2 separate regions of the Mus musculus genome follow, and region 1 is linked to region 2. A link is a loop called in an ENCODE intact Hi-C map of the cell type or tissue named here. Cell type or tissue: left cerebral cortex. All regions are shown on one strand.

Region 1 (5,000 bases), 51 kb before region 2:
TCACAGCAAGTACCCTTAACTGCTGAGTCAACTCCCACCCCCAATTTTTAAAATGCCCTCTTATTTTCACACACACACACACACACACACACACGTGTGTGTGTATGTGTGTGTGTGTATATATATATATATGTGTATATATATATATATATATATGTCATATATGTATATATGTGTGTGTTATATGTATATATTACACAGACATGGAAATACTTATAATTAAAATGATTTATCTGTTATCACCTTTAAAATGACCCCAGAGCTTGGGGTAGGGAAAGCTAAAATGGGTACAGCTGCAATAAGATAGTTACAAATGGGAATTTATTGAAGCTGGAAATATGAAAATTTAAATGGTCTCTATTTTGCATGTATTTTTAAAAACACAGTAAAATGTTTAAAATCTAAGAAGTAAGGAAAGATGGACACCAGCTGTCCTTTTCCTCTATGTTTCACAACATTAGTCAAAAAAAAAAAAATGCTTTAAGTGATCCAATCTGGCCCATAGCCCTAAAGCATTACCTCTAGAGAGCGGATGCTGCTGTGATAGGTGAGGGAGAGCATGGAGAGACCCAGCACTGGCGTGGGGATGTCAGGAGCCTTGCAACAGGGCTGCATCTTCTCTGTGACTGATTTTACTAATGCAAGCACAAGTCCTTGAATCCCCACAGTGGAGGTCTCAGCACTACCCAAGACAGTCAGTGTGTCCAGTCGTAGCTCTGAAGCACCTGGCATCAAGAAACCAAGACATTCTAAGTTCTGAAGTGACAACCTGTCCTTTGTCCTTTCTTATCCCTTTACTGTCTTTAGTGCCAACACTTCTCCTAAGTGATTCCTAGTATGTTAGGAAAACTTTCTCTTCTCTTACCTAACTAGACCTGGCAAAGTCAATGAACTTTCTCAGTGTCTAGAATTATCCATACATCATTTACTCTCCAGAACTATACACAAGAAAATAAAAAGCTGGTTGCATGCCTTTAATTCCAGCATGGGGAGGCAGAGTCAGGAGAATCTGAGTTTGAGGCCAGCCTGGTCTACTTCAGTTCTAGAACAGCCAGAGCTACACAAAGAAACACTGTCTTGAGAAAAAAAAATCAAAAGACACACCACACAGGCCTCATCCTCTGATCACGCCAAGGTTAAGTTTTTCCCATTGTGTCTTTTTTAAATACTTCCTTCTTCAATAGACACTAAGAAGTAGAACAAAGTTTGTCATCCAAGCCTTTCTAACGTTTTGTCCCTCTAACAAGGAGGCTACCCAGATAATAAGCTTCCTTAATGAAAAGAAGAATTTCAGCAGACTTCTTGTTCCACTTACCAACCAGTGCGGAAAGAGTGAACAGGTTCATGTCTTCCACCTTCAAGTCGACCTTCCACAGTAAGGTCACAGACTCCCCAAGTGACGACTTCCTAGAGACAGCTGACCTTTCAGATTGTGGAATCACCAAGGAGAGGACTCGAGACAGACACTGGGCACAGATGTCTGATATTTCTACCTGAAGTCCTCGAATAGTACAGTCAAGAAAAAGAGTATTGGACTGGGTGCTGGACAAGCCCAGGGGCTGGTTATAACTTCCCTAGAAAAGAAAGGAAACCCACTGAAACCATGCCGATGCAGTTAGGAGACCCTGATGCAGCCCCCACACCAAGGGCACACTCCAGCCTCAGATGCGTGTCAGGACAGGGCACTCCGTGGGCCCTGACTCACCACACAGCACCCACCTACCTGTAGTGTGAAGGAATCCAGAACAAGTGCTTCGCCCCAAACATGCATATTAGGTGGATGTGGTGCCCGCTGAATGTGGGAGTCACTGCCCACACGCCAGCAGAGATGATCTACAGTTAGCACTGCTCGCTGATGGATACTTTGTGGCCGGAGGTGCTGGTAGTCTGAAATACATGGTAAGGAGGTAGTCAATTAAGGCACCGTGGCCATGAAACAGGCATAGCTATAACCAAAGGGCAAATCCTCATTCCCTTCCCATCCCTGAGCCTTACCCAGGGAGATGGAATTGAACCCCAAAGCAAACGGTGGTGTATCTCCAAGCTGAATGGAAATGCTGACATTGGAGACTGAGGTGCTGAAGATAATGGGAGCCAGGATCTGAGGGAAGGTTCTACACAGGGATAAGACTGACATCATTATAATAGCCACTTCCTGTCAAGGAACAGAGTTCTCAAAACTGCTGACAGTTTAGTTTTGGGCCTGGCCACAGCTACAAAGTAAAAAGTGAAGTCCTTCAGATTGCTGTTCCTCCCAATGGTATTCTGAAGGAACAGCAGAAAGATATGAAGACAAAGTTTAAAAAAAAAAAACCAAAATTGTCCGGCAGTGGTGGCACATGCCTTTAATCCCAGCACTCAGGAGGCAGAGGCAGGCCAATTTCTGAGTTTCAGGCCAGCCTGGTCTACAGAGTGAGTTCTAGGACAGCCAGGGCTACACAGAGAAACACAGAGAATTTTTATGTCTGGAAAAAAAAAAAAAAGACAAAATTACAAAATGTACACATTGACAGCCAAATATAATGAATAGGGCAGCATCACATGGTTCATCCTAGTCACAAGAAGCATCCCTTACAAATCACTTTCTGTGTGCAGAGCAACACACACACACACTCTATACAGCTCACAGCCCAGCTCACAGCCCAGCTCACAGCCCAGGGCAGGTGAGATGCTGTTTCTCACCCCAGTCCACTTCTCTTATGTAAGTAAGGCACTGTGCTAGGTACCGAGGATGAAAACATAAAAATGACATCCTCCTCAAAGAAACAGAAAAAAAAAAAAAAAAGAAAAAAAAAGGTATCTTCATACCAACAAAGGATATCATCCCTGTAACAGGAAAGATATATCTACAACAGGTTTGCTTCTGAAATGAAGATGTACAGAACTCAGACAATTAAATCTATAGTTAACACAAGGCGTCACTTTAAGGCTAAAAAGAGTATACCTGGTGAGAGGTAACTTAAGACTCACCTTTTCTTTCTTTGTTTAAGATCAGGTGAACTGGCTCCTTGGGTCTCCAGTGCTAGCATAAGGAGCCAGTGAGAGAACTCCTGGTGTCGGTAATGAATGATACAGGTGTTCAGAACTAGAGAAGCTGAGAGGTCGATGGTGGTCACCTGGGAATGAGAAGACCCCAAGTATGGGTTTTATTCCCAGAACTGGCCCATGCAGCAACATGAAGAGAGCAGACATAGGTTCTTGGCAGCTACCTGCACATTAGCCTTGAGGGAGTTGAGGCAGACAATTCGTTGGCGACTCTGGGACAGCAACAACCCATCTGTAAGAAGCCAAAGAACAGATGAGGGGAAGCCACAAAGTATAACTAGGAAAAGGGCAAGTGCGGGCAAAAGATGAGAACACTGCCATCAACACTTTGAGTCAGGGATATCTCATCTTCTCTCCTTCCACCCACAGTGATATTAAACCCAGTAGGGCACTAACACAGAACGCCTGGTCCTCCCATCTCTTAGTACCAGTAACCCCTTCCATGAACCTTCCAATAGGAGTTCAGTGCTCATCTGTGCCATATCATAGTTTGCTGTGAAGCTTCGAAGCGGCAGTTGGTCCTCATCACGGTGGTACAGGAAATGCAGCAGCTTCAGTGTCCAAGTCAAGTGCCTGGACCAGAGAGAGTCCACATCAGAACCAGCTGGCATGCCTCTCCCTGCTCTCCACACACAGGCTCAGGGAGTACTAAGACTAGCCATGGGATCACCCTCAGTCTGCGCGGGTCCTTACCGTTTTTGACTGTTCATAGACAACACCACACTTGTGTTCTCCATCTTCACCTTGACTTGGTCTGGCAGCCGCTGGAGGAGGTATAGGCCAGGCAGAGTTGGTTCAGCAAAGTTCTCAGTCAAATCTGGAAATAGGAATGAATAATATACATGAGAACCTGATTACTCCTTAACATTCTCAAATTCTCCCAGCCCTGCCCCTCTTCAGTCAAATCCTCACATATAGGAAGGTAAAAAGATAAGCTAAGCAAATGCCTAAGTGGGTACAAGGCCCAAAACATCACAGACCCAGGTATCTGATATACTTCCGTTCCCAGACTCTAAAACGCTAAAAGCATAAACAGTAAAGTGAATAGTTAGGTATAATGGAGAAGATATGGACTTAACTGTCAAATAATTTACACTTACTTTCACTAACTATAAGACATCAGCCAAGTCAGCTAACTAAAATGTTCTAGGCCTGTTTCTTTATTTGAAAAAAAAAAGATAGTAAAAACATACATAAAACATGCAGTGCTAACTCACAGTAACCATTAGGTTTAAGTTCTTTGACTCAGAACACGGAAATACCTATTTCCTCTCCCTCTACCTAATCAAAGGCCATTGTGTCTAATGACTCACACCTCAACAAGGGGCCAAGTCACTGGTTTTTCTACTTCCAAAATAATCCCCAAGACTACAGCAGCCAAGAAACTCAATGACCGAGGCTTTACCTGAACAAGAAACTGATTTGGAAATCCGGCCTGGGGCATGACACAGTAGCTGACTATGGAAGAGACCTTCATGCAGCTCAGCATGGAGTGTCCACACATCCACAGTGACAGCCGTCAGATGCCAACTGCTGACGCTGACCTGTAGGCGCAGGTCCAGGGCCAGTGAGAGCTCTACCAGACATGTATCCTCCTGTGAAGGGAGGTTTAAAGTTTTAGATCAAATTGGAATGGTCTGGAACCAGTGTGGTATTTCACACCTATAATCCTAGTTCTCAAGACTAAAGCAGGAGGCCCACCATGAGTTCAAAGCCAGACTGGGCTACATATCAGGCCAGCCATAGCTACACATGACAAAATCGTCTCCCACAAAACAAACAAAGCTACAATGGTTAGGAATACTGGTTGAGCATTGCCTTGGGAAAAACCTTTAAAGGCACAGAATCTAACAACACAAGGACCCTAAGCTCCTTCATACCCATGCTCAAGAGGCTATGAAGCCCCACAATCACCCTGACGTACTCACCAGCTGACCACTCTTCAGGACTTTGCT
Region 2 (5,000 bases):
AGACCAAGAGATCTTTTGTCCTAGTTTGCTTTCCTGCTGCTGTGATAAAACACTGACCAAAAGCGACTTTTGAGGAGGAAAGGGCTTATTACATCTTACAGGCAGGAGTCCATCATGGAGGGAGGCCAGGAAAGGAGCTCGAGGCGTGCACTGCTGTAATAGGCACCTGGAGGAACCTGCTTACTGGCTTGCTCTCTGGCTCCTGTTCCTCTGCCTTTCTTCCACATTCCAGGACTACTTGTCCGGGGTGGTACTGCCCACAATAGGCTAAGCCCTCTGACATCAGTTAGCAGTCAAAAAGAAAAAAAAAAGCCCCCTAAGAAGTGTCCACATACCAATCTGATTGAGTTAATTCCACATTTGAGGTTTCCTCTTCTCAGGCGTCTCTAGTTTGTGTCAAGTGAACAAAATTGACCAGTTCAGCTCTTGGGAAAGAATGTAGGGCCTAGACTGGAAGTCAAAATTGAGATCAAGTTACACTTGTTGATGCAGGCATCAGTTGATACGTTACCATCTTGGGAGGGTGACACAGGAAGATTATAAATTTTAAGTACAGCCTTGGTGAGAGTGGGTCTCACAGTACAGAGTAAAAGGAGGACTTGGTAGCTCACTGCTGGAGCCCTTCCTAGTGATTGCAGAGCCCTGAGTTCAGTACCCAACACTGCCAGAATAGAAGTAAAGTTGTACTTGTAGCTTGCTTTAGACATCATGGAGTCGTCTTCTAGGCATCATTCCCTGGTATTGAGTCCAGGGAGGTCTCTGTCCTCCAGGATGAGAAAGAAATCAACAGAGATGCCAGAAGATGGATGTTGTGTCAGCAAAGGGAGTGGGTGGGTAGGAGTCAGATCTCTGTAGATAGATCTGCCTCTCCATCCTGCTAACCAGCTTTCTTTCCTACAGGAAAGCTTATCATCTGCAATGTTACCGGCATTGCTCACAGGCGCCCACAGGGTGAGAGCTATGACCAGGCCATCCGAAATGATGAGACAGGGCTGTGGCAGTGCCCCTTCTGTCAACAAGACAACTTCCCTGAGCTAAGCGAGGTATGTGCTGCGTGTTACTGCCGTAAGCTTCCTTGACTAAAGTTTGCTGAGGAGAGATAAATGGTCGTGTTCAGGTCATGTTCTCACCAAACAAGTGCACAAAGGCACAGGGGGACTCTTACCATGAAGTCCTTTCCTGGGTGTCCCCATCTATTCTGCTGCAGTCACTGTAACCTTTAACTCTTGTCCCACTTTCCTCCTGTCACTACAGCAAGTTAGGCCATGAGAATCATGCTCACCGCTCAACGCATGCTCACCGCAGGGAGCGCAGTAGCCTTACTTACACTGGCTTGAAAGTACATGTCAGCTTTACGATTTTTATATTATTCCCACTCTAATTTTCCATCTGTTCTTCTAGGCATTATGTGCCTGCCTGCCTTCTTTTTTTATCCTGGAGACAAGGTCTTATTATGTAGCCTTGGCTGGCCTAGAACTCACTTATGTAGACCAGGCTAGCCTTGAACTTTTTTTTTTTTTTATTCTTTTTTTTTTTTTTTTTTTTTTAATTAGGTATTTTCCTCGTTTACATTTTCAATGCTATTCCAAAGGTCCCCCATAGCCTTGAACTTTTAAGAGATCTGTCTTCCTCTGCCTCCTTAGTGCTGAGTGAGATTAAAGGCTGCACCATCTCACCCAATTATCATGTTCTTTTCTAAAGCCACCCAGCATTTTCTGGTTTTTCACTTATTAGGTCCATTGTAGCAAATTCCTGCATAGATACTTGTTACTCTCACTAAAGTAGAACAGAGCAAAAGGGATCACAGTGGGGTTAGAAAGCAGGTCAGTTACCTGTGAAAGCTTCATCTAATGGCCTGTAGTGCCAAGCAGCAAATCAGGTACTCTGGATATTCACACTCTACCTTGGTGGGTAGCTGATTGGATACACTTTTCTTTTGGGGTTTTTAATTTTCTTACTTATTTTATGTGTGTGGAGGTTAGAGGATACCTTGTGGGTTCTCTCCTACTGTGTGCATCCTTTCCTGGCCTGCCTCCTTCCTCCATCTCTCTCTCTCTCTCTTCTCTCTCTCTCTCTCTCTCTGATCTATTTACTTTACTTTAGGTTTGACTATTTTGTCTGTGTACTATGTAATGTGTGTACTTGATGCCCTCAGAAGTCAGACTTCTTGTAACTGGAGTTAGGGTTGGTTGTAACTGCTATGTAACTGCATTCTGGTGATTGGATCCGGACCCTCTGTAAAGGCAATAAATACCCTTAACCACTGAGCCATCTCTCCAGCCCCCCACCCCCCAGCTGCTCTCTTCTGTACAAACAAGCTCCTGAATTTTTTTTTCTTATTTGTTATATGTAAATACACTGTCTTCAAGCACACCAGAAGAGGGCACCAGATCTCATTACAGATGGCTGTGAGCCACTATGTGGTTGCTGGGATTTAAACTCGGGACCTTTGGAAGAGCAGTCAGTGCTCTTACTTGCTGAGCCATCTCACCAGCCGGAGCTTCCGAATTTTTAATAGTCCTTTTCTCTATTCTTCAGGTCTGGAACCATTTTGACAGTGGATCATGCCCTGGTCAGGCCATTGGTGTGAAAACACGGCTAGACAATGGCGTCACCGGCTTCATCCCTACCAAATTCCTCAGTGACAAGGTGGTGAAGAGGCCAGAGGAGCGAGTGAAGGTACATGGTGACCGGGCTCAGGAGTCGTGCGCTCTCCGGTTGCCCTGTTGGGCTCCCTAGCTTTGAGCTGCCCCCACCAGAAGTTAGGCTCTGTTCCCAGTGACTGCTGGTGGGGAGAGTAGAAAGGATTTATAATAACTGGAAGAAGCTGGGGAGAGCATCTGAATGAGTAGTGGCTTTTGTCTACTGTTGTAAAGCAGTTTCTGCTGGTTGCCAGCCCTTTGAAAGAGGGTTCCTTCCTGTGTGGGGAGCTGTGCTCTCAGCACATGGCAGGAAGTGAGACCCAACATCACAAACAAGAAAGCTCTGCCTGTTCTCTGTGTTGGGCAGTGTTGCTCAGGAGATTTCAAAGGCTATGTGGCACAGCTCTGTCCATAGATAGACTACCTCTGAGCTTCACAGCGGTGCAGGGCCACACAGAAGGAACCTCCCTCCGAGTGAGAAGTTGGCAGTAAATCTCCTAACTCCCTTCTGTCCTGTCGTCTCCTCCTGAGGCTGCCATGTGCCAGGCTCAGTGACAGACACTCAGTGAGTGTGTGTCCATGTTCTACCCCCAAGCCGTGTGTGTGTGTGTGTGTATGTATGTATGTGTGTGTGTATGTATGTGTGTGTGAGAGAGAGAGACTTGACAGTAACTTTGCCAGAGTTCTAGCTCTAGCTAGACACTCAGTGAATGTACTTAGGTGTCAGAGAGTAACTTTATACCCGAATTGATTCTCTTGGATTTTCTTGGCGGTGAGGAAGGAGCACTACTATTCTGTAGCCTCAGCCATAACTTGCTGTGTAGACTATATAGAGATCTACCGGCCTCTGCCTCCTACATGCTGGGATTAAAAGCATGCACTACTAGATCCAGTTCTACCTTAGTTTTGATGATACTTGTCTGGCTTTTAATGTAGGGTCCAAGGATCAAATTCAGATCTCCAGGCACTGAAGAGATGCCTCTGTGGTTAAGAACATTGGCTATTGAATGTAGTTTTTCCCCCTGTGTGAAGGAGCAGCCACAGCCCCATCAGAATAGGAGGAAAAGTCTAGAAGTATCTCAAGGTTTATCTTTTTGTATATGAAAATAAATAATAATTAAAAAAAAAAAAAGAACATTGGCTATTCTTCCAAAGGTCTTGAGTTCAATTCCCAGCACTCACATGGCAGCTTACAACTGTCTATAATTGTTGTTCCATGAAATTCTATGCCTTCTTCTGGTATGCTGATATATACTCAGACAAAGCATTCTTATGCATAATGTGCATAAATAAATAAATCTTTAAAAAAAAAATTCAGGGGCTGGAGAAATGGCTCCACAGTTAAGAGCACTGACTGCTATTCCAGAGGTCCTGAGTTCATTTCCCAGCAACCACATGGTGGCTCACAACCATCTGTAATGGGATCTGATGCTCTCTTCTGGTGTGTTTGAAGAGAGTGACAGGGTACTCACATACATAAATAATATTAAAAAGCCGGGCAGTGGTGGTGCACTCCTTTAATCCCAGCACTCAGGAGGCAGAGGCAGGCGGATTTCTGAGTTCGAGGCCAGCCTGGTCTACAAAGTGAACTCCAGGACAGCCAGGGCTATATAGAGAAACCCTGTGGGGGTGGGGGGGTGTTTCAGATCTCTGGTTATAAGTACCAAATTCATGGGAATAAAATACTCTGTTTTCAGGGGTAAGATCAGCCTGGCCGCAAACTCAGTACAGTGCTGAGAATGACCTTGAACTCCTGTCTACCTGCCTCCACCTCCCAAGTGCTAAAATAAACACACATACACCATACCTGGTTTTATGCGGTGCTGGGAACTGAATTTGGGGTTTTTGGAAAGGCATCATGGCCAAAGGAACTTATAATAGAAAGCACTTAATTGGAGGCTTACCTAGATTTTAGGTTAGTCCATGATCATCATGGTGGAAAGCAGATAGGTATGGCTCTAAAGCAGTAGCTGAGAATTTTACATCCTGGTTCATAGGCAATAGGCAGAGGAAGACATTGAGCCTGACCTAGACTTTTGAAGCCTCAGTGCCTAACCTCAGTAACACACATCCTCCAACAAGTGCACACTTCCCAGCCCTTTCAAACAGTCCAGCATAGGACTAAGCATGTGAATCCGTGGGCCTGTGGGGCCATTTTCATTTGATTACCACACCCTTTGTGAATCTGGATGAGCTGTGGACTTGGGGCTCAAAAGAGGTTGGTTGGTGGTTGGTTGGTTGGTTTGTTTGTTTGTTTTTGAGACACGGTTTCTCTGTGTAGCCCTGCGGTCCTCAAACTTGCTCTGTAGACCAGGCTGGCCTCGAACTCACAGAGATCCACTTGCCTCCGCCTCCACC

What was found. Hi-C counts contacts between places; a loop is a spot of excess contacts. Peaks named below come from ENCODE experiments on the same cell type or tissue, not always from the same donor. Only the 100,000 strongest peaks of a DNase experiment are listed, where the experiment ranks them.
Region 1: a loop joins it to region 2, with 2.6 times the contacts of the local background. A loop is called at or near these places in 11 of 42 quality-filtered maps.

The regions. Positions count from the first base shown.
Region 1 is chr11:78,265,213-78,270,212 of GRCm38, reverse strand. 2610507B11Rik (RIKEN cDNA 2610507B11 gene) reads right to left here. Exons shown (of 39, transcript NM_001002004.2): 6 at 4,974-5,000; 7 at 4,451-4,640; 8 at 3,739-3,862; 9 at 3,494-3,618; 10 at 3,210-3,277; 11 at 2,971-3,116; 12 at 1,996-2,114; 13 at 1,724-1,887; 14 at 1,316-1,574; 15 at 520-725. Among named protein-coding and RNA genes, the nearest start is that of 2610507B11Rik, 6.0 kb to the right of the region's middle. In left cerebral cortex, no CTCF peak of the experiment used is centred here; no DNase peak of the experiment used is centred here.
Region 2 is chr11:78,213,884-78,218,883 of GRCm38, reverse strand. Supt6 (SPT6, histone chaperone and transcription elongation factor) reads left to right here. Exons shown (of 37, transcript NM_009297.2): 27 at 901-1,043; 28 at 2,539-2,679. Among named protein-coding and RNA genes, the nearest start is that of Proca1, 22 kb to the right of the region's middle. In left cerebral cortex, a CTCF peak has its summit at 2,372 (motif pointing right); a DNase peak (open chromatin) is centred at 2,928; H3K27ac peaks cover 474 bases.